Regions from separate parts of the Homo sapiens genome. Here region 2 is linked to region 1. A link is a loop called in an ENCODE intact Hi-C map of the cell type or tissue named here. Cell type or tissue: heart left ventricle. All regions are shown on one strand. Links, peaks and the distances in the headings refer to the core of each region. The heading gives the core; the rest is flanking DNA. Region 1 overlaps FFAR1 (free fatty acid receptor 1). Region 2 holds the start of LINC01766 (long intergenic non-protein coding RNA 1766).

Region 1 (10,636 bases), core at 1,595-9,594:
CAGGGAGGCCTTGATCGCCCCATCAATCCACTTTGTCCCTGGTTTGATTCTTGTGAGCACCATTAACTTTTCTGGAGGAAGGTGAGGCTTTAAGAACTGTTTAAAGCCCAGGCGTGGTGGATCACGCCTGTAATCACAGCACTCTGGGAGGCCAAGGTGGGCAGATCACCTGAGGTCAGGAGTTCAAGACCAGCCTAGCCAACATGGTAAAATCCTGTCTCTACCAAAAATACAAAAATTAGCTGAGCGTGGTGATTCACACCTGTAATCTCAGCTACTTGGGAGGCTGAGGCAGGAGAGTCGCTTGAACCTGGGAGGCGGAGGTAGCGGTGAGCCGAGATCACGCCACTGCACTCCAGCCTATGCAACAGAGTGAGACTCCGCCTCAAAACAACAACAACAAAAACTGTTTAAATGAGACAGGAGGGTGTTGGGGTGTCTGTGCCCAAAATGGGGTCTGGTGTCATTCAACTCTTTCTTCATTCATTCTGCACACAGATACTGAGCACCTGGAAATGCACCCAGTACAGAGCCAGTTGTTAGGACACCAAAAAGATAAGGCGTAGGACCAACCTTGGGGATCTCTAGTCGAGAGCCGCCAAGGGTTTTTAAGGCAAGATACCCTGGAGGGAGCTGAGGCAGTCCTAAGCCTGAAGGGCCTGGCTTAAGCTCCCTGGCAACCATCGAGCATCTTCCCCTTCCCACCCTGTCCCTCAGCACAGCTGCTGACATAAACCTACTACATGGCTGATTGACCATGAGATATGGCCATCAATAGACATTGCTGAGGCGTGAAGAGCAGGTGAAGAGCAGGTGGCCAGGAAGCTAGGGGGCCAGGACTCCAGACGCAGGCCGCCCTCCACAACCCCAGCTCTCACAGTCCTCCCAGGGTCCAGACAATGGATCGTGCATTTAGGTTCCCAAACACCTGCTGTGCAACGTGTAGTAGACAAAGCAGACCAAAGCCTTTGCCCTCAGGAGGCCGGCATTCTAGCTCAGGAGCCAGCCAAGACGATGTCGCACTGAAGAAAGACAACAAAAGTGAGATTCACAGGAGGGATGAGTGTGGCTGAGGCACCCGGGAAGGCCCTCGGAGAAGGTGACCTTGGGCAAAGATCCAGACGCCAGGTGGGTGGGGCCAAAGCAGAGAAGATCTGGAAAACCCAATGGCTCCCCAGGGCTTCGCTCTTGCTGCAGGAGGGGAAACCACACTGCTGTGGATTCTTCCTCCATTCTGTCCATTTCTCAGTTCCCAACAACACACTGAACAGTAGGAGGCCAGTTCTCCGCTCACAGCGGGCGCTGCACCCCAGGTGCTGCTCTCGAGAAAAAGGCGAGCATGGACCAATTTAGTGGCTCCGAGGTATGAAAAGCAGTGAGATGGTGTCTTTGAGGGAGTTAGTGATAGGCTGAGACCCCCTTGCTGTCCCCCCTGAAGCCTGGTGACCAGAGCTGCCAGGAGGCCACACAGAGAGAGGTTTATGATGGGGGACCTGGAATTCGGAAGGGGCAGAGTGGTCAGGTGACCCATACACGCCTGAGAAAACTGATGTGGAGAGCTGTGTTGTCATTCTGAGGCAGGAAATAGAGACAGACTGACAGACAGACAGAAAGACACGGGCACATTGAGAGACAGAGACAGAATCACAGAGCAGAGCTGGCTTCTCACCAGCAGGCGTGGGCACACCTGAGAGAGCATCCAGAGAGGTTAGAAATCTTCCTTAGGTCCTCCTGGGAGGCTCAGGTGACCCCAGTGGGAAACATGAAAGGCTGGGAGGACTTCCAGGGCTGAGAGAAGGAAGCTACGCAGCCGGCCGGTGCCACATTCCCTGTGCCTTGGGGAGTGTCCCCCAGTGTCCCCAGCCATGCACCCTGGGGGGAGTCGGCTTGGACATCTGTGCCACCCCTTGACAGGCAGAGTGGGGGCCACAACCTGGGCCCTCCAGTGCTGGTCAGCAGAGGCTGCCCCCGCCCCTTGCCTTCCTCCTCCCGCTCCTTCCTCCAGCCCTGGGAAGGTCGGAAGCCACCACCATGGGGCTAGTGCGGAAGCAGAGGGAGAACAGAGGGGCCCTCCTCGCAAAAACTAAAACAAGCCCACAGCCTGTGCAGAACCGCACCCGGGTGTGATCACTCCTTACCCCACACACCCACTGCCACTTGGAGATGGCTTCATGGCTGCAGTCACAGGGCACCCTGTGTTGTCAGGGGTGAGCCAGTGAGGCCCGGGACCTGCCCAGGGGTGCATCAAGGGTGGAGAAGACCTGGCCCCAGCGCAGGTGTGAACAGGCAGGAGGGCTGGGGAGGGAATAGCGCTGGGTTGTGGCCGAGCCCCCAAGCCCTGCTCTTGAGAGGCACTGGCTACACACTCGGCCCCTACCCAGACAGGACCCCAATTCCTCCCTGGCCCCTCTGTGTTCCTGCATCTTCCCAGCCCCTCACCTCCTCTGGCGTGGCCTCACCTCCAGCCGGGATGCCCCATTAGCTGCTCACCCAAGCTGCTAGAACCTCAGGCTAATGGCCCTGTCACCCGCCCTCCTCCCCTTCCGGCTCACTGCCCATCCCGGGCATCCTCCATCAGCCCGCTGAGGGGACTGCTGAGCCTCAGAGACATCTGGCAGCACCAGGAGGTGGGTCCCTCTCTCTGTGGCTCCTCTCTTCACCTGACTGTTCCCCAGACCCCCAGACCCCCTGCCCAGGTGGCCCCTGAGAACTGCTAAGCTCAACCGTGACATGGATGGGGCCTGGCTGACCCTTGGGCTCTCCCTGGGGGACCCCCTTTTCCTGTCCCTGGCCACACCCTCACCTTATCCACACCCTTCTCCTCCCTGCTGCCCCGCCGGCTTTCCAATGTGGGTGGGGGGTGGGGGCAGCTCCTGCCTTGCCAGGGAACCAGGGAGGGCAGTGGGCTCAGGAGTCAAACTCCCATTCCCAGGGAAGGCTCAGGCTGTGGGCCCAGCCCTGTTCTGAATTCTCTCCACCCCTCCTCCCCACAGAGTCTCAGAAATCGAGAAGCTTTCTTCCTCTGGGACCTGTGCGCCACATCCTATCTCCTGTGACGCTGCAGGAGCTTCCCTGGTTTTAAGAGGTGACATGGTGGAGAGAAAGCACAGGACTGGGGGCCACAGGTCCTGGCTTCTCATCCAGGCTCCGCTGCTCCCTGACTGCTGCCTTTCTCTGTGGGCCTCGTTTCCTCCCTGATCCCACCAGGTGAATTGTAATTCTCCACACAGGGCTGGAACCCGCGAGTGATCCCAGGAGCCCCTCCTCTCCGGGGCCCCAAGATCTGAGGACAGGGAGCCAGGTTGCACACAGGAGCCGTGCAGGCCAGGACGGCGGCCCCATGGACCTGCCCCCGCAGCTCTCCTTCGGCCTCTATGTGGCCGCCTTTGCGCTGGGCTTCCCGCTCAACGTCCTGGCCATCCGAGGCGCGACGGCCCACGCCCGGCTCCGTCTCACCCCTAGCCTGGTCTACGCCCTGAACCTGGGCTGCTCCGACCTGCTGCTGACAGTCTCTCTGCCCCTGAAGGCGGTGGAGGCGCTAGCCTCCGGGGCCTGGCCTCTGCCGGCCTCGCTGTGCCCCGTCTTCGCGGTGGCCCACTTCTTCCCACTCTATGCCGGCGGGGGCTTCCTGGCCGCCCTGAGTGCAGGCCGCTACCTGGGAGCAGCCTTCCCCTTGGGCTACCAAGCCTTCCGGAGGCCGTGCTATTCCTGGGGGGTGTGCGCGGCCATCTGGGCCCTCGTCCTGTGTCACCTGGGTCTGGTCTTTGGGTTGGAGGCTCCAGGAGGCTGGCTGGACCACAGCAACACCTCCCTGGGCATCAACACACCGGTCAACGGCTCTCCGGTCTGCCTGGAGGCCTGGGACCCGGCCTCTGCCGGCCCGGCCCGCTTCAGCCTCTCTCTCCTGCTCTTTTTTCTGCCCTTGGCCATCACAGCCTTCTGCTACGTGGGCTGCCTCCGGGCACTGGCCCGCTCCGGCCTGACGCACAGGCGGAAGCTGCGGGCCGCCTGGGTGGCCGGCGGGGCCCTCCTCACGCTGCTGCTCTGCGTAGGACCCTACAACGCCTCCAACGTGGCCAGCTTCCTGTACCCCAATCTAGGAGGCTCCTGGCGGAAGCTGGGGCTCATCACGGGTGCCTGGAGTGTGGTGCTTAATCCGCTGGTGACCGGTTACTTGGGAAGGGGTCCTGGCCTGAAGACAGTGTGTGCGGCAAGAACGCAAGGGGGCAAGTCCCAGAAGTAACGCCACTGCTCGGGGGAAGGAGCATGGGGCAGGAGGGCCCGGCTGCTTCTCCAGGCCCCTGCGGGGGGCTGCTTCGGAGGAACTGCAGGGCAGCCTGGCCCGGAGGCCTCCCTGGAGCCACTCAAGCAGAGAGCGGCGCCTGCTGAGGGCAGCACCCCAGTCAAGAGAGGAGCACCGAGCCAGAGCACGGTGGCAGGGGGAGGTAAGTTTGCCCCTGCACGTGTCGAGGAAGTTTGTCCCTTCCTCGCCTATCTTTCTCTCCCCTCTGCACGTCCTCACCTGCCTGTCTTCCGTGGGCCGCGAGCAGAGGCCTTGTACTTACGGGAAGGAGGAGGCAGTCTGTTTCTGACCCACAGGAACTGCCACTCCGGTGATGCACTTGAGGACAGCTACTCTGAAATCAGTTCCCAGGAGAGAACATTTGATTTCCGAGTAGGAGAGGAGGCAGGAGGCAGGATAATGACGCTGTTATACCATGTGAAACTCGCAAGGGGGCAGCCTTGGAGCTTGGAACGGAGGCTGGCAGGAAAAGATGCTTCAGCCGGGGAGGGAAAATGCAAGGTCCCGCAGTGATGGGCAAAGGCTACGGAGTTGACTCTTGAACAACGTGGGGATGGGGTGCCGAACCCCACGCAGTGGAAAATCTGTGCATGACTTTGACTCCCCCAAAGTTCAACTACTAATAGCCTACTGTTGACCAAAAGCTTTACCCAGTATATAAACAATTGAGTAAGACATATTTGAAGCCAGGCACAGTGGCTTATGCCTGTAATCCCAGCACTTTAGGAGGCCGAGGCGGGAAGACTGCTCGAAGCCAGGAGTTCAAGAGCAGCCTGGGCAAGATAGTGAGACCCCCACCTCTACAAATAATAAAAATAAAAATAATTAGCTGGGCGTGGTGGTGCGTGCCTGTAGTCCCAGCTACTCAGGGGTCTGAGGTGGGAGGATCCCTTGAGCCCAGGATTGAGGCTGCAATGCCATGATCGCACCACTGCACTCCAGCCTGGGTGACAGAGCAAGATCCTGTCTCTGGAAAAAAAAGAAAAAAGACATATTTTGTATGTTATATATATTATGTGCTGTATTCTTACAATAAAGTAAGCTAGAGAAAAGTACATGTTACTGAAAACATTATTAGAAAGAGAAAATACCTTCACAGCACTGTGCTGTATTTATCAATACTGTAAGTTTTGTTGTCTGTTTATAAGAGAAGTTGTCTGTCTCAAGCGGCAGTAACCGCGGCTGCAGATCTCAATCTGTGGTAGATATCAAGCAGTTCAACCCTTTTTTATAATGTCATGACTTTTCTTTGCTTCTTGGAAGCAGCTCTGGCATCACTAGTGGCCCCGCATTTGGGGCCAAGGGGGTTATTCAAAGTTTACGGTATTGCATTAAACATGGTGAAACATATGCAATGACTATGAAAGATCACTTTTTACTTCTGTACACAGTGTACTGGCGAGAACTGCTCACCAGGAGGTGATTAGCTTCACGTGGTGTTGGAAGCAGATACTCAACAGTTGAGCTCACGGAGAAAGCACAGGAGGTGGCTACGAAATTATTATAGGAGTACAGTATGTCTACAGTAAATATGCACTTATGACTTTAATACTGCACATCTTTATGTTTGCTTGCATTTCTCTTGACTTCAAATGGCATCAAATAGAGTTTGTGTTTGCGTGCATATATTTTTGATAAATTTTAACTTTTTTGTTTTGTTTTGTTTTTAGACAGAGTCTTGCTCTGTCTCCCAGGCTGGAGTGCAATGGTGTGATCTTGGCTCACTGCAACCTCCGCCTCCCAGGTTCAAGCAATTCTCCTGCCTCAGCCTCCCAAGTGGCTGGGATTACAGGCACCTACCACCACACCTGGCTAATTTTTTGTATTGTAAGTAGAGATGGGGTTTCACCATGTTGGCCAGGCCTGTCTCGAACCCCTGACCTCAGTTGACCCACCCGCTTCGGCCTCCCAAAGTGCTGGGATTACAGGCGTGAACCACGGTACCCTGCCAATTTTAACTTTCTATAAGAGATTTGCCCAGCCTGGGCAACATGGAGAAACCCTGTCTTTACCAAAAATACAAAAAATTTAGCTGGGCATGGTGGCGTGTGCCTGTAGTCCCAGGTACTTGGGAGGCTGAGGTGGAAGGATGGTTTCAGCCTGGGACGCAGAGGTTGCAGTGAGCCGAGATCATGTCATTGCACTCCAGCCTGGGTAATAGAGCCAGATCCTGTCTCAAAAAAAAAAAAAAAAAAAGCTTTGTATCCATTTTGGCATACATAGACTAGTATGTATGGCAGTAAATAGACTAGTGGCAGTAAATAGACTAGTACCTACATATATTTTTTGTATTCGTGGCATACTTAACTTTTGCTTAATTTTAAAAATATATTTCTAGGCTTGTAGTTCCTCTGTAAGTTTTTTCAAATTGTTGCAAATCTCTGAAAATGTTTCCAATGTATTTATTGAAAAAAATCCACAAGTAAGTGGACCTGCACAGTTCAAACCTGTGCTATTCAAAGGTCAACTATATAGTCTGTAATACGTGATGGGTGTCACGCTGAGTGTCTACAGTGAGTGTTGTCTCACTTCAGCTTCACACAACGCTGTGGTTTAGCCTTGCCACTGCCGTACGGATGAGCGGGTGTTCACTACACGAAGGTACTGGGCAGAGGAGCAAACACTGACTAAATTCTAGCCTGTGCTTTGCTCAACAAGCCACATGCCTGCCTTGCTTGCATCAAGGGAAGGAGTATTGTGTTCTAATTTGAAGAAATACACCAGCCACTCCTTAGGCAGCACTTGGTGCGGGATGGGCTCCTCTGGAAAGGGAGCACCTAATTTGCACAAAGGTGCTGCACCAGGTAGCTACGATCCTGGAATGGGATGAAGAAACTTGCCTAAGGCCCTACAGCAAGGAAGGGGTAAAAGCAGGATGTGATCCTTCCAAGCAGAACCCCCAAGAGCCAGGGGACATTTGGGAAACCTGGGGGTGTGGGGGTTAACCCTGTATTTGTGGTCCATTTCGCAAAGGATAGCATCCCACATCCATGAGAGGGAGGTCAGAAGGGAGTGGCTGTGGCTGTGAAGGAGACAGACACCTGGGCACCTGCTCTAAATTACAGCAATGCCATGCACATGATGATGTATTGGAGCACAACAAATGGCAGCCACCAGCTGGGGTGCACGCACCAATTTCTACAAATGAGCTCTGTTCAGGCTGAAATGTCTACGCATGCAAGGATTTTTCTTGTAATTGATGATATATCCCCAGCGCCCAGAAGACAGAGTGGCACGCAGTAGGTGCTCAGTAAATGTTCGCTCAATGAATGAATGAATGCCTCTACTAGCCTTCCAAAGAAAGTTCTATGTCTGTTTTATCAATATGGAAACAGGCCAGAGAAATTAAGTAACTTCTTTTGGAAGCCAGAAACAAGCCCGGCACTTGTGCAGTGACAACACCAGGGAATTTCAGTAAAAACCCAAACTCCACCCCAGGGAGCCCCAGTGCCTCCTCCCGCATCACAGGGTGCCAGGGCCCACTCTCTTTGACTCCTGCTCCATAGCCCCTGCTGGGTACTGGGCTGCTTCTCCCAGTTCCTCCTGCCTCCCCCCACTTAGGGCAAATCCAGTGCCTCCCTGGGGCCCAGGAGACTCAGTGTGATCCACCCCAGGCGCCTCTCACTCCTGTGAGACCCAAACCTCCTATCAGCTCCCCCAGCAGGCCAAGTCTGTGCACCCGTGACTCCCCTGCCCCAATGTTCCCTCCAGTGGCTCTTTGCCTCTTCAGTATCCACGTCTTCATGATCCTTCCCCTACTCCATCCCCCAAGCCCTCACCACCAAATGTAATGTAAACAGCATGACAGCAAAAACTTTTTGTTCACAACTGCGTGTTGTTTTTTTTTTTTTTTTTTTTTTTTAGACACAGTCTCACTCTGTTGCTCAGGATGGAGTGCAGTGACACAGTCATGGCTCACTGCAGCCTTGAATTCCTGGGCTCAAGCGATTCTTCCATTTCAGCTTCCCAAGTAGCTGGGACCAGAGGCACATGCCACTAAACCCAGCTAATTTCTTTTTTCTTTCTCTCTTTTTTTTTTTTTTTTCCCCTGTGGACATAGGGTCTCCTCATGTTGCCCAGGCTAGTCTCAAACAACCTGTGCTCAAGCAATCCTCCCACCTCAGCCTGCCAAAGTGCTAAAATTACGGACCTGAGCCACCGTACCCAGCCTACTGCTGCACTTTTAACAGCTTAATTGAGATATTATGTACATATCATCAAATTCACCAATGTTAAGTGTACAATTCAATGATTTTTAGTAAATTTACTGAGGTGTGAGTCCATTACCATCAGCTAGTTTTAGAACATTTTCATGACCCTAGTAAAGGATTTTACTTCATGTTCATTTAAACTTAATCTTGGGCCAGGCGGGGTGGCTCACGCCTATAATCTCAGCATTTTGGGAGGCTGGGGTGGACGGATCACCTGAGGTCAGTAGTTCGAGACCAGCCTGGCCAACATGGCGAAACCTCATCTCTACTAAACATACAAAAATTAGCCAGGCGTGGTGGCGGGCACCTGTAATCCTAGCTACTTAGGAAGCTGAGGCATGAGAATTTCTTGAACCCGGGAGGCAGAGTTTGCAGTGAGCCAAGATTGCACCATTGCACTCCAGCCTGGGCGACAACAAGACCCTGTCTCAAAAAAAAAAAAAAAAAAAAAAAAACAACTTAATCTTCATTTCTACCTCCATCCCCCAGACAACCACGAGTCTACTTTCTGACTCTATAACTTTGCCTATTCTGGACATATCATATAAATAAATGAAATCTGACAATATATGTACATGGTCTTTTACGTCTGGCTTGTTTCACTCAACATAAGGCTGTAGTGTGTATGGGTAGCTCATTCCTTTTCTTTGCCAAATAGAATTCCAGTATATGGATGTGCCACTTTTTTATTCACTCACCAGCTGATGGGCTGCCAGGTAACATTTCCACTGTTGGTGACTATGACCAACACTGCTGTGAACATTTAGGACTGAGTCTTTAAGTAGACCTGAGTTTCCACTTCTCTTAAGTAAATACCTACGGTGGAATTGTTGGATCGCATGGTGAATTTATGTTTAACTTTTTAAGCAACTGCCACCTGCTTTCCAAAGCAGGGACACCACCTCCCATTATTCTCACCAGCAGTGAATGAGGCCCCTATCTCTCTACATTCTCGCCGACCATAGGCATTGTCTGACTTTTTGCTTGTGGCCATTCTAGTGGATGTGAAATCATATCTCATTGTGCCCTGTGATTGTTTGAATGAACTAATAGATCACCTGTGAAACTGGACAGCACTTGGGTTTGAACCCTAGTGGTGACATTTCACAAGCTGTATCACCTGGAGCAAGTCACTTCCCTACGGTGAAGGACAAGGATTTTATGACATAAAAGCGTTGCCCTAGAAGCAGTGTCTGCTATGGATTATGTGCCCATGAAAAGGCAGCTGCTGTCATCATCGCCACCACCATTATTATTGTTATTATTATTACATTGTCACCCCAGAGATAATCCTGCACCAGTGACAGGGAAAATAGCAGCTGGCATCCGCTGCCTGCTCACGACCACACGCCAGGCTTCCGTCAAACCACTCAACATGTATTAGTAATCTTTTAATCGACCTACATATTGTTTTAATTTGCATGTGTTAATGCGTTGATCTATGAGATGGGTATTATGATGAGCTCTGTTCTGCAGGGGAGAAAGCAGAAACATGGAGAATTTAAGTCATTTCCCCCAAATCACAAAGTCAGGAAGAAACAGACCTCACGGAGCTCGCTCTCTGTCATTGCATCACACTTCCTGCCCTTACAAGGCAAATTGGATAAATGCCATTCTAGAGAAGCAGACAAAATTCAAGTGAAGAAGGGGAGAGGAAGACGTCGGCTGGGGCCTGCTTAGAGCATCCCAGCTGAGACTGCATGAGGAGGGAGGCACGCAGTTGTGGAATTTGTTCCCCTTTTAGCATGCTGACCAGCCCTGGCAACGGAGCTCAAGGCATCTATGTGCCACTGCTCAACAGTGAGTGACGTCATGGGCACGGCCAGGTCTTTATCAGTTCTGCCGGATAAATAGCCAACTGCACTAGGTCTGGAGAGACAGCAAGGTGCTGTGCGGCAGAGCATTTGGGGTCTCAAAGAAGCAGGTGAGCCTGGGCCCGAGGGGCTGGGTGGAGGAGCACCTTGGTGCTTCTCTGCTGGGGAAGGGACAGGGGACAGGGCATGCTCAGGAAGACAGGCAGGCTGACCCCGCCTGGAAGGCACCCAGAGACAAGAGGGGTGGGCGTAGTGACCTCGTGCCCTTTTAGGGGAGATGCTGCTGGCCAGAGGCCGTTAGGGCCCCC
Region 2 (10,636 bases), core at 787-8,786, 240 kb after region 1:
ACAATATTTAGCAGAACTAAGTTTCCACCACCATGGAGAATGGGGATTCTCAGTAGAAAGTCAATGGAGCTGCTGGGCAAGAGACTGCTCACTGTCCCCCAGAGCCCATCGCCTCTTTGTTCTGGGAACATTGCCTGGCCACGTCTCAGAGGTTCCCCTCTGCAGCCATGAAATGTGCTTTGGTCCTGTGGAATGTGAGCAGAACTGACATGTACCACAAACAAACCTGGCTTTTCAATGTCTCCTGGGACACTCCTCTAAACTCCTCCTCCCCCGGCCAACGGGGCAAGGGATACCCATGTGATGATTTAGAAGGCCACATGTTGTAGACGTGGCAAAGCCCCCATTAGCCTGGGTCCCTGAACCATTCTAGGAACAGCCTCCCTTCCCCCAACTGCCTCATGTGGTCAAGCAGAAAATAGACTACCATGTTGACAAATGACATGCTTGGCCTGTTTCCACAGCCCAATCCACCCAAACCAGTGCAGATGCAGGAGAATAGAGTTCTATTTCTTGCACATCTGGGATTACAGCTTCAAGTTCATACCCAACAGAGACATCCATCTTGTTGGGTGGTCTATAGGAAATAATAATAGAAGGAAACAACAAAGGCCCTAGTCCACCTTAATTGTAATTGTTGTGATGCTGAGTTTGTCTCCTCTGTGGGCTTGGGTGTCTGGGCAGATCTCATGTGTTTGTGGGACAATGCTCTGGGTTATGGGGATGCCTGCAGATAGGATGATGCCTAATTGTCTGTCATGTTAGCAGATCTAGAGGGTTAGCCATCCCTGTCCCTCTCCAGATCCAGCCCAGGCTGGGCCTGTCACATTCAGCTGCAAAGCCATGTCAGGTTAGGATGGTCCATGTCAACATCAGCAGGCAGACCCAAGTGTCACCTTCTGCTACAGGCCTTGGAAAGCCAGCCAGCCTCCTCCACTTCAGCTCCCAGACTTCATCCAACCTGAATTTCACTCTCGGGTATCCAACTGGTATTTAGCACCAGGTAAACACAAAACGAGGCCAGGCACAGTGGCTCGTGCCTGTAATTTCAATGCTTTGGGAGGCTGAGAGAGGAGGATGGCTTGAGCCCAGGACTTTGAGACCAGCCTAGGCAGCAAGTCGATAGATAACTCTTTTCTACAAAATTTTTCAAAATTAGCCAGGCGTGGTGGCACACGCCTGTAGTCTCAGTTACTCAGGAGGGTGAGGTGAGAGGATCACTTTAGCCCAGGATTTTGAGGCTGCAGTAAGTCATAGTGATACTACTGCACTTCAGCCTGGGGGACACAGCTAGACTTTGTCTCCAAAATAAATAAATGTAAAAAATAAGGCCGGGTGCAGTGGCTCACACCTGTAATCCTAGCACTTTGGGAGACTGAGGTGGGAGGATCACCTGAGGCCAGGAGTTCGAGACCAGCCTGGCCAACATAGTGAAACCCTGTCTCTATAAAAATACAAAAATTAGCCACTGTGGTGGTGCGTGCCTGTAATCCCAGCTACTCGGGAGGCTGAGGCAGGATAATCTCTTGAACCCGGGGGTGGAGGTTGCAGTGAGCAGAGATTGCACCACTTCACTCCAGCCTGGGCGAAGGAGTGAGACTCAACCTCAAAAAAAAAAAAATCTTATCTGACTTTGATTGCATTACAATCAATTTAGTTATCAGTTTTGGGAGATTTAGCATCTTTATGATAAGCCTTCCTATTCATAAATATGATATATCAAATAGGACTTGTACATCTTTAGCTTTATTTTATGTATTATAAGCAATCCTTTTTTCCATTACATAATCTAAATTATTATTGGGGTAGAAGAAAGGTATTGAGTTTCCAATGTTGATATCTTGTGTGGCAAACTTACTGAACTTTCTTGGTGTAATAATTCATCATTTTACACACTTACATTGTCTATGCTAAATTTGAATTATTTCTTAACAATTTTAATACCTCATTATATATGTATTTTTTTAGTTCCTGGGCTAAACCTTTCAGCAAAATATGAATTAGCATCATAATCTTGTTTCCATCCTTGTATGGGTTAGTTCTATTGTTTTACTATTAAGTCAGGCAGTTGATGTAGATTTCTGATAAAAATTTCATCTTTTTTTTTTTTTTTTCTGAAGCAAACTCTGGCTCTGTCACCCAGGTTGGAGTGCAGCGGCACAATCTCAGCTCACTGCAATCTCCGCCTCCCAGGTTCAAGCGATTCTAGTGCCTCAGCCTCTATAGTAGCTGGGACCACAGGCACGCACCACCACTCGGGGCTAATTTTTTGTATTTTTAGTAGAGATGGGATTTCTCTATGTTGGCCAGGCTGGTCTTGAACCCCTGGCCTTAAATTATCTGCCTGCCTCAGCCTCTCAAAGTGGTGAAATTACATGCATGAGCCACCGTGACCAGCCAAAATTTCATCAATTTTGTTATGTTTTCTTCTATTCCTGGCTTGCCAAGATTTTTTAAATTAGAATTTTATATTGAGGCTAGGCACAGTGGCTCATGCCTGTAATTCCAGTACTTTGGGAGGCCAAGGAAGGAGAGTCATTTGAGGCCAGGAATTTGAGACCAGCCTGGGCAACATAGCTAGATCTCGTCTCTACTGAAAAAAGAAAAAAAAATTAGCTAGGCATGGTACCTGTATTCTCAGCTACTCAGGAGGCTGAGATGGGAGGATAACTTGAACCCAGGAGTTAGAGGCAGCAGTGAGCCATGATCACACCCTTGTACTCCAGCCTGGGCAACACAGCGAGACCCTGTCTCAAAAAAAATTTGTGTTGAATCATATTAAATACTTTTCAGCATCTATTAACATGATCATACGAGATTTTAATTCAATCCTTTAACAAAGTTATTCACAATGAACCATTCTTATACTCTTGGGAAAACCTTACTGGGTCACAATCTATTATTCTTTTTTTTTTTTTTTAGAGACAGAGTCTTGCTCTGTCGCCCAGACTGGAGTGCAGTGGCACGATCTTGGCTCACTGTAAGCTCCGCCTCCCAGGTTCACGCCATTCTCCTGCCTCAGCCTCCCGAGTAGCTGGGACTACAGGCGCCCACCACCACACCCGGCTAATTTTTTGTATTTTTAGCAGAGACGGGGTTTCATCGTGTTAGCCAGATGGTCTTGATCTCCTGACCTCGTGATCCGCCCGCCTCAGCCTCCCAAAGTGCTGGGATTATAGGCGTGAGCCACCATGCCCGGCCTCTATTATTCTTTTAATATGTGATGGATATGGTTTGCTTATGCCTTATTTGGGTCCTACATAGTTTTCATCTGGGGGCTGTTCTCAGTCCTTTGCATTGGGGCAGTGCTGGCAATGCAGAATGGGTTGAGAAGCATTCAATGTGTTTCTGTGTTCTGGAAACATTTCTATGTCATGGGAATTAGCTGCTTCTTAAAGATTGGAGTGGGCCGGACATGGTGCCTCATGCCTGTAATCCTAGTACTTTGGGAGGCTGAGGCGGGTGGATCACCTGAGGTCAGGAGTTCGAGACCAGCCTGGCCAATATGGTGAAACCCCCATCTCTACTAATAATACAAAAATTAGCTGGGCATGGTGGCACACAACTGTAATCCCAGCTGCTCGGGAGGCTGAGGCAGGAGAATCACTTGAACCCGGGAAGCGGAGGTTGCAGTAAGCCAAGATCACGCCATTGCACTGCAGCCTGGGTGACAAGAGCGAAACTCCATCTCCAAAAAAAAAAAAAAAAGTTGGAGTGAACATGCCTGCAAAATCTTCTGGGCCTGTAATCTTTTTCGTGTAGCAGATTTTGAGTACTTTGTCTTCACTATGATGGTGAAAGCAGCAACTCTCGGAGTCAAGTACAAGCCACTGTTATGAGCAGCTTCGGAGTATTGATTCTTTTGGTCTCCACACTAACCCTATAGCCTGCATTCTTACAGACTGAGGATAAAGCACAGGGAGCTGGAAAGACACAGTGCAGGTCTCACAGCGAATTCACTGAGGGGCCAGGATTGGGAACCAGGAAATCTGCCACCAAAAGCCGTGTTCTTAAGCACTAGGTGGACAACACTGCCTCCCATCGACCGTTAGTAGCAATTCAATCTTTTTACCTGCTGGAGTCACTTGTTAATCACTTACCTTTCTCTTAACAAATCATTTTTATTTTCGACATAGAAGCTAACTTGAAGGAGCGCCCACTGGCCCAGAGTGGTACAACTTAAACATCAAAAATATTAATAACGGCCAGGCGCGGTGGCTCACTCCTGTAATCCCAGGACTTTGGGAGGCTGAGGCAGGTAAATCAATTGAGGTCAGGAGTTCGAGACCAGCCCGGCCAACATGGTGAAACCTCGTCTCTACTAAAAATATAAAAATTAGCCAGCCGTGGTGACAGTCACCTGTAATCCCAGCTACTCGGGAGGCTGATGCAGGAGAATCGCTTAGAGCTCGGGAGTCGGAGGTTGTAGTGAGCCGAGATGGCGCCATTGCACTCCAGCCTGGGCAACAAGAGCAAAACTCCGTCTCAAATAATAATAATAATAATAATAGTAATAACAATAATAGATTTAAACACACCAAATATATATCATATTTAATGATGAAGGATGGAATACTTTCCCTATAAGATCAACAACAAGGAAAGGATGTCTGCTCTTGACACTCCTATTTGACATAGTGCTGGAAGTTCTAGTCACTGCAAGAAAAAAACGCAAACAGGGCCCGGCGCAGTGGCTGACGTCTGTAATCCTAACACTTTGGGAGGCAGGAGGATCACTTGAGACTAGGATGTCAAGACCAGCCTAGGCAACACAGCATGACCCCATCTCTACAAAAAATATTAAAAAATTAGCCAAGCATGGTGGCACATGCCTGTAGTCCTACCTGCTCAGGGGGCTGAGGCAGGGAGATCACTTGAGCCCAGGACTTTGAGACTGCAGTGAGCTATGATCACACCAACACTGCACTCCAGCCTGAGGAATAGAGTGAGACTCTGTCTCAAAAAAGAAAAAAAGGCATTTAGATTGGAAAGGAAGAAATAAAACTGTATCTGCAGGTGACATGAGATATGTGTGTGTGTGTGTGTCTGTGTGTGTAGTTGATGCAAAAATAATTGCGGTTTTTGCCATTGAAAGGAATGACTGCTGGGCATGGTGGCTCACGCCTGTAATCCCAGCACTTTGGGAGGGTTTTTTTTTTTTTTTTTTTTTTTGAGATGGAGTCTCACTCTGTCACCCAAGCTGGAGTGCAGTGGTGTGGTCTCGGCTCACTGCCAGCTCCGCCTCCCGGGTTCACGCCATTCTCCTGTCTCAGCCTCCCGAGTAGCCGGGACTACAGGCACCCGCCACCACGCCCAGCTAAATTTTTGTATTTTTAGTAGAGACGGGGTTTCACCTTGTTAGCCAGGATGGGCTCGATCTCCTGACCTCGGGATCTGCCCTCCTCAACCTCCCAAAGTGCTGGGATTACAGGCATGAGCCACCGTGCCTGGCGTTTTTCTTTTCGTTTTTTTTTTTTCTTTTTTTTTTTTTTTTGGAGATAGAGTCTCACTCTGTCACCCAGGCTGGAGTGCAGTGGTGTGATCTTGGCTCACTGCAACTTCCACCTCCTGGGTTCAAGCGATTCTCCTGCCTCAGTCTCCCTAGTAGCTGGGATTACAGGCGCCCACCACCATGCCCAGCTAATTTTTGTATTTTTAGTAGAGACGGGGTCTCACCATGTTGGCCAGGCTGGTCTTGAACTCCTGACCTTAGGTGATCCACCTACCTCAGCCTCTCAAAGTGCTGGGATTACAGGCGTGAGCCACAGCCCTGGACGGATGTATTTTCAATACATGTCTTTATAATGCATGTGAAAGCTAACGCATACATGGGAGACAATGAAGGGACCAATATGGTGGAAGTTTTCCATATTCCACTTGAAGTTGCAAAATATTCAATCTAGGTAGACTATAGAATGTTTAAGTGTGTTTACCATAATCCGTAGAGCAATCACTTAAAACTTGCAAAGATATATAGTGAAAATCACAATAAATAAATTAAAATGGAGTACTAAAATAGTATTTGAATAATCCAAAAGAAAGAAGGAAAAGGGAAAACAAGGAACAAAACACAGAAAAGTGGAAATAAAAAACAAATAATAGTAGACCTAAAGCAAAACATACCAATAATCATATTTAAGGCACATGATCTAAACACACAAGTTATAAAATATTTTCATAATGCACTTAAAAAAAAAATAGCCAGAGCCGGGCGCGTTGGCTCACACCTGTAATCCCAGCACTTTGGGAGGCCAAGGCAGGCAGATCACGAGGTCAGGAGACCATCGTGGCCAACAAGGTGAAACCCTGTCTCTACTAAAAATACAAAAATTAGCTGGGCGTGGTGGCGGATGCCTGCAATCCCAGCTACTAGGGAGGCTGAGGCAGGAGAATCGCTTGAACCAGGGAGTCAGAGGTTGCAGTGAGCCGAGATCGCACCACTGCACTCCAGCCTGGCGACAGAGGGAGACTCCATCTCAAAAAAAAAAAATAGCCAGGTTCAAAGGCTCATGCCTGTAATATCAGCACTTCGGGAAGCCGAGGTGGGTGGATCACTTGAGCCCAGGAGTTTGAGATCAGCCTGGAAAACATGGTGAAACTCCGTCTCTACTAAAAATACAAAGAAGTTAGCTGGGTGTGGTGGCACACGCCTATAGTCCCAGCTACTTGGGAGACTGAGGCAGGAGGATAACCTGAGCCCAGGAAGTCGAGGCTGCAGTGAGCCATCATCACATCACTGCACTCCAGCCTGGGTGACAGAGTGAGGCCCTGTCTCAAATAAATACATACATAAATAACTTGAGCCCAGGAGTTCAAGATCAGCCTGGGCAACATAGTGAGACCCCATCTCTGCAAAAAATTTCAAAATTAACCTGGCATGGTGGCTTGCACCTGTAGCCCCAGCTACTCAGAAGTTTGGGGCAGGAGGTTGTTTGAGCCCAGGAGGTCAAGGCTGCAGTGAGCCGTGTTCACACCACTACACTCCAGACTAGCAACAGAACAAAACCTTGTCTTAAAAAAAATAGAAGTAGGCCAGGCGCGGTGGCTCACTCCTGCAATCCCAGCATTTTGGGAGGCCAAGATGGGCTGATCACCTGAGGTCAGGAGTTCGAGACCAGCCTCACTAACATGGTGAAACCCAGTCTCTACTAAGCATACAAAAATTAGCCAGGCATAGTGGCAGGTGCCTGTAATCCCAGCTACTTGGGAGGCTGAGGCAGGAGAATCACTTGAATGCAGGAGGCGGAGGTTGCAGTGAGCCGAGATCACGCCATTGCACTCCAGCCTGAACAACAGAGTGAGACTCTGTCTCAAAAAATAAAAAAATTAAAAACTTAAAAAATAGAAGTAGGCCGGGCGTAATGCCTGTAATCCTAGAACTTTAGGAGGCCAAGGCAGGCGGATCACTTAAGGTCAGGCGTTCGAGACCAGCCTAGTCAACATGGCAGAACCCCGTCTCTACTAAAAATACAAAAAATTAGCCAGGCATGGTGGTGCGCACCTGTAGTCCCAGCTACTCAGGTGGCTGAGGCAGGAGAATCACTTGAACCCAGGAGGCGGAGGTTGCAGTGAGCCAAGATCACATCACCACACTCCAGCCTGGAAGACAGAGCAAGAAGAAAGAAGGAAAAGAAAGAAGAGAAGGAAAAGGAAGAAAAGAGGGAAGGGAAGGGAAAGGGAAAGGGAAAGGGGAAGGGGAAGGGAAGGGGAAAGGGAAAGGGAGGGGAGGGGAAGGGAAGGGGGAAAGAATGAAGGAAAGAAAGGAAAGGAAAGGAAGGAAGAAAAGAAATGATTGTTTGCTTGGTGTTGGAGGGGCTTGAGGGGGTGGGGAAAAAGGGGGGAACCCACACATTTGATCAAAGAACTCTTCTGTGTTGACTGTTGTGGTATGAGAGCAGAGAAAATGCATTGTGTTTTTCCTGAAACACAAGACTCCGAGGCCTACATCACTCTTGCCCCAAGTAGTGCTTTTCTCTCAAGATGCTCAGGAGGAATCTTTAAACAAAGATGATCAAGGAAATGAGGCTTATTTATAGGTCTGTTTTGAAGGTGGAACCAGGGATTCCTCAATTGGCCAATCACTTGAGAGAGTAGAAGGAGCTGTCACCCCATCAAACCAATCAGAAGCCAGGTGTTGGTTCCCACCCTATGACATACCACCTCCAATTGGCCAGTAGAAGTAGAGAGACAGGCTAGGAGGCGGGGCCTGCCTGGCCGCCATGGTAATCCCCTGTGGTTGGTGATCAAGGAAGAGCATAGTGCCAGACCTAGGTGCCCTCCTGGGAATGTTCCAGGAGGGCAGGAGTAGGAGGAGGAGTGTTAGAGTAGAGGGGAAATGATGAGAGCAGAAAGGGTATCATAAAGGAACCTCAGGGGTGATATAAGTGGACACAGACATATGTCACAAGGGCACGGGTTTAGAACAGGAAGGCTGTTGTACGTGGTTGGAGAGGGAGTTCAAAGAGTCAGAAAGCTGGTTTCAGAAGTTGAGAGGTGTTAGAGGGAGACAGGGCAGGACTTTGTAAGGTGACAAAGAAGTAGAGACTGAAACCCTGTCTCTACTACAAATACAAAAATTAGCCGGGCGTGGTGGCGGGCGCCTATAGTCCCAGCAAGAGGAGTGAATAGGTGGTCAAATAAGGTCTTAGAGGAGCTAAAGGGGCAGGGAGCTTATGGGCGAACAGGAAAGGTTTACAGCAGGACCCCGCAGGATTCATAGGGACGAAGTAAAGGATATTATAAAAGGAACAGTGAGAGAGCTAACAGAAGTTTTACTTTGGGGGGCAGAGGTGGGAGGATCACCTGAGCCCAGGAATTCAAGACCAGCATGGGCAACATTGTAGCAAAACCCCATCTCTACCAAAAGAAAAAAATTTTTTTTTTTTTTTTTTTTTTTTGAGAGAGTCTCGCTGTGTCACCCAGGCTGGAGTGCAGTGGCAGGATCTTGGCTCACTTCAACCTCCACCTCCCGAGTTCTGCCTCAGCCTCCCAAGTAGCTGGGATTACAGGTGCGTGCCACCACGCCCGGCTAATTTTTGTATTTTTAGTAGAGACGGGGTTTCACTATGTTAGCCAAGGTGGCCTCAAACTCCTGACCTCAGGTGATCCGCCCACCTCGGCCTCCCAAAGTATTGGGATTACAGGCGTCAGCCACCACACCCAGCAAAACAAAAACAAAACAAAACAAAATTTTAGTTAGCTGGGCCTGGTGGTGTGCACCTGTAGTCCCAGCCACTCAGGAAGCTGAGGCAGGAGGATCACTTGAGCCCAGGAGTTTGAGGCTGCACTGAGCTATGATTGTGCCTTTGCACTCCTACAGCCTGGGAGAGAAGACCCTGTCTCTGAAAAAAAAAAAAAAAAAAAAAAAAAAACAGAAGACAAAGAAGTTTTACAGGGTGAGAGTTTTATAAGGGAACAGTGAATTTATAATGAAGGTTTTATACCCAAACACAGGTCCAGTCACTCCACGCTTGCAGAGTCCAATTAACAAGAGCAAGTTCTGGTAGAAAGAAGGTGACTTTATTCCAGAGCTCAGGTGAGGGGAAGAGGTACAGGTTCCTGCCTTAAGGGTATTGCTTCAGCTTTCAGGACAGAAAGCAGGGACTTTTAAAGGGGGGCTTGATGTGAATGACATAAAGGTGGGGGGCAAGGAGGTGTGGGGTCTATGTGACATGCTTTGATGTCTTATCTATCAGGTGTTCTAGCTGTCACCATCGTGAGAAGAGAAATTGACCATTGTCTCAAGGCAATCTGATGGGAGAGAATTCTGGGGGTGCCTGATTTGTTTCAAGGTTCAGTCCCTGGAACTTCTAAGTAAACATATTGTTAGATAAGCTTGCCATGTAGGGAGGTTACAGTTGCATTCCTAAAGAGTTAAGTAGGAGATGGGGGGAAAAGAAAAAGGAAAAAAATCCTTTTTTTTCTTTAAAAATGGGGTACTCTGGCCAGGCACAGTGGCTCAAACCTGTAATCCCAGCACTTTGGGAAGCTGAGGCAGGCAGATCACAAGGTCGGAAGTTCAAGACCAGCCTGGCCAACACAGTGAAACCCCGTCTCTACTAAAAATACAAAAATTAGCCGGGCGTGGTGGCAGGTGCCTGTAGTCCCAGCTACTTGGGAGGCTGAGGCAGGAGAATCGCTTCAACCCACAAGGCGGAGGTTGCAGCTGAGCTCACGCCACTGCACTCCAGCCTGGGCGACACAGCAAGACTTTGTCTCAAAAAAAAAAAATGTGGTACTCAATTACAGTTTCCCACTGTCAAATTCCATTCCATTTCTATGGGATTTGGATGCCACATTCATGCTGGCTACTTCCTGCTGAAAGAGGGCATTGTGATTAGTCATCAGAATGGAACCGATCCACTTGGAGTTGGAAATATTTATGAGTAGTTGGACCAATATGGTGTAAGGTCTGGAAAGTCTCTGGGGAAGTCTGTCTTGCATTCCCATATAGAAGGTGAAACAGCAGAAAAATCCACAGCAGAGAAGTATGTCTATCATTGCAACTAGGGCCAAAGTTGTAAATAGCTTCTTTCCAGGTGAGAACAGTCCTCACCTGCAACAGGATGCCAACCATTGACCTGGTGATAATGTGGGGTCAGACATAGCTTTGATTTTTAGGTGCATGTCTCTCAGG

Evidence for each region. Hi-C counts contacts between places; a loop is a spot of excess contacts. Peaks named below come from ENCODE experiments on the same cell type or tissue, not always from the same donor. Only the 100,000 strongest peaks of a DNase experiment are listed, where the experiment ranks them.
Region 2: it touches region 1 in a loop (5-fold over the local background); 9 of 110 quality-filtered maps call a loop at or near these places.

What each region holds. Positions count from the first base shown.
Region 1 is chr19:35,348,212-35,358,847 of GRCh38, forward strand. It overlaps FFAR1 (free fatty acid receptor 1), which reads left to right. Exons shown (of 2, transcript NM_005303.3): 1 at 1-2,627; 2 at 2,994-5,653. The coding sequence starts at 3,341. The coding sequence ends at 4,243. FFAR3 (free fatty acid receptor 3) reads left to right here and starts at 10,249. Exons shown (of 2, transcript NM_005304.5): 1 at 10,249-10,438. RefSeq lists silencers at 821-1,021, 6,818-6,917 and enhancers at 1,956-2,005, 2,046-2,185, 3,975-4,841. In heart left ventricle, for the core only: CTCF peaks have their summits at 4,728 and 4,927; DNase peaks (open chromatin) are centred at 3,680, 4,390 and 4,770.
Region 2 is chr19:35,588,423-35,599,058 of GRCh38, forward strand. LINC01766 (long intergenic non-protein coding RNA 1766) reads left to right here and starts at 9,473. Exons shown (of 3, transcript NR_110750.1): 1 at 9,473-9,535. RefSeq lists an enhancer at 8,230-8,369. In heart left ventricle, for the core only: a CTCF peak has its summit at 4,041; no DNase peak of the experiment used is centred there; H3K27me3 peaks cover 2,633 bases.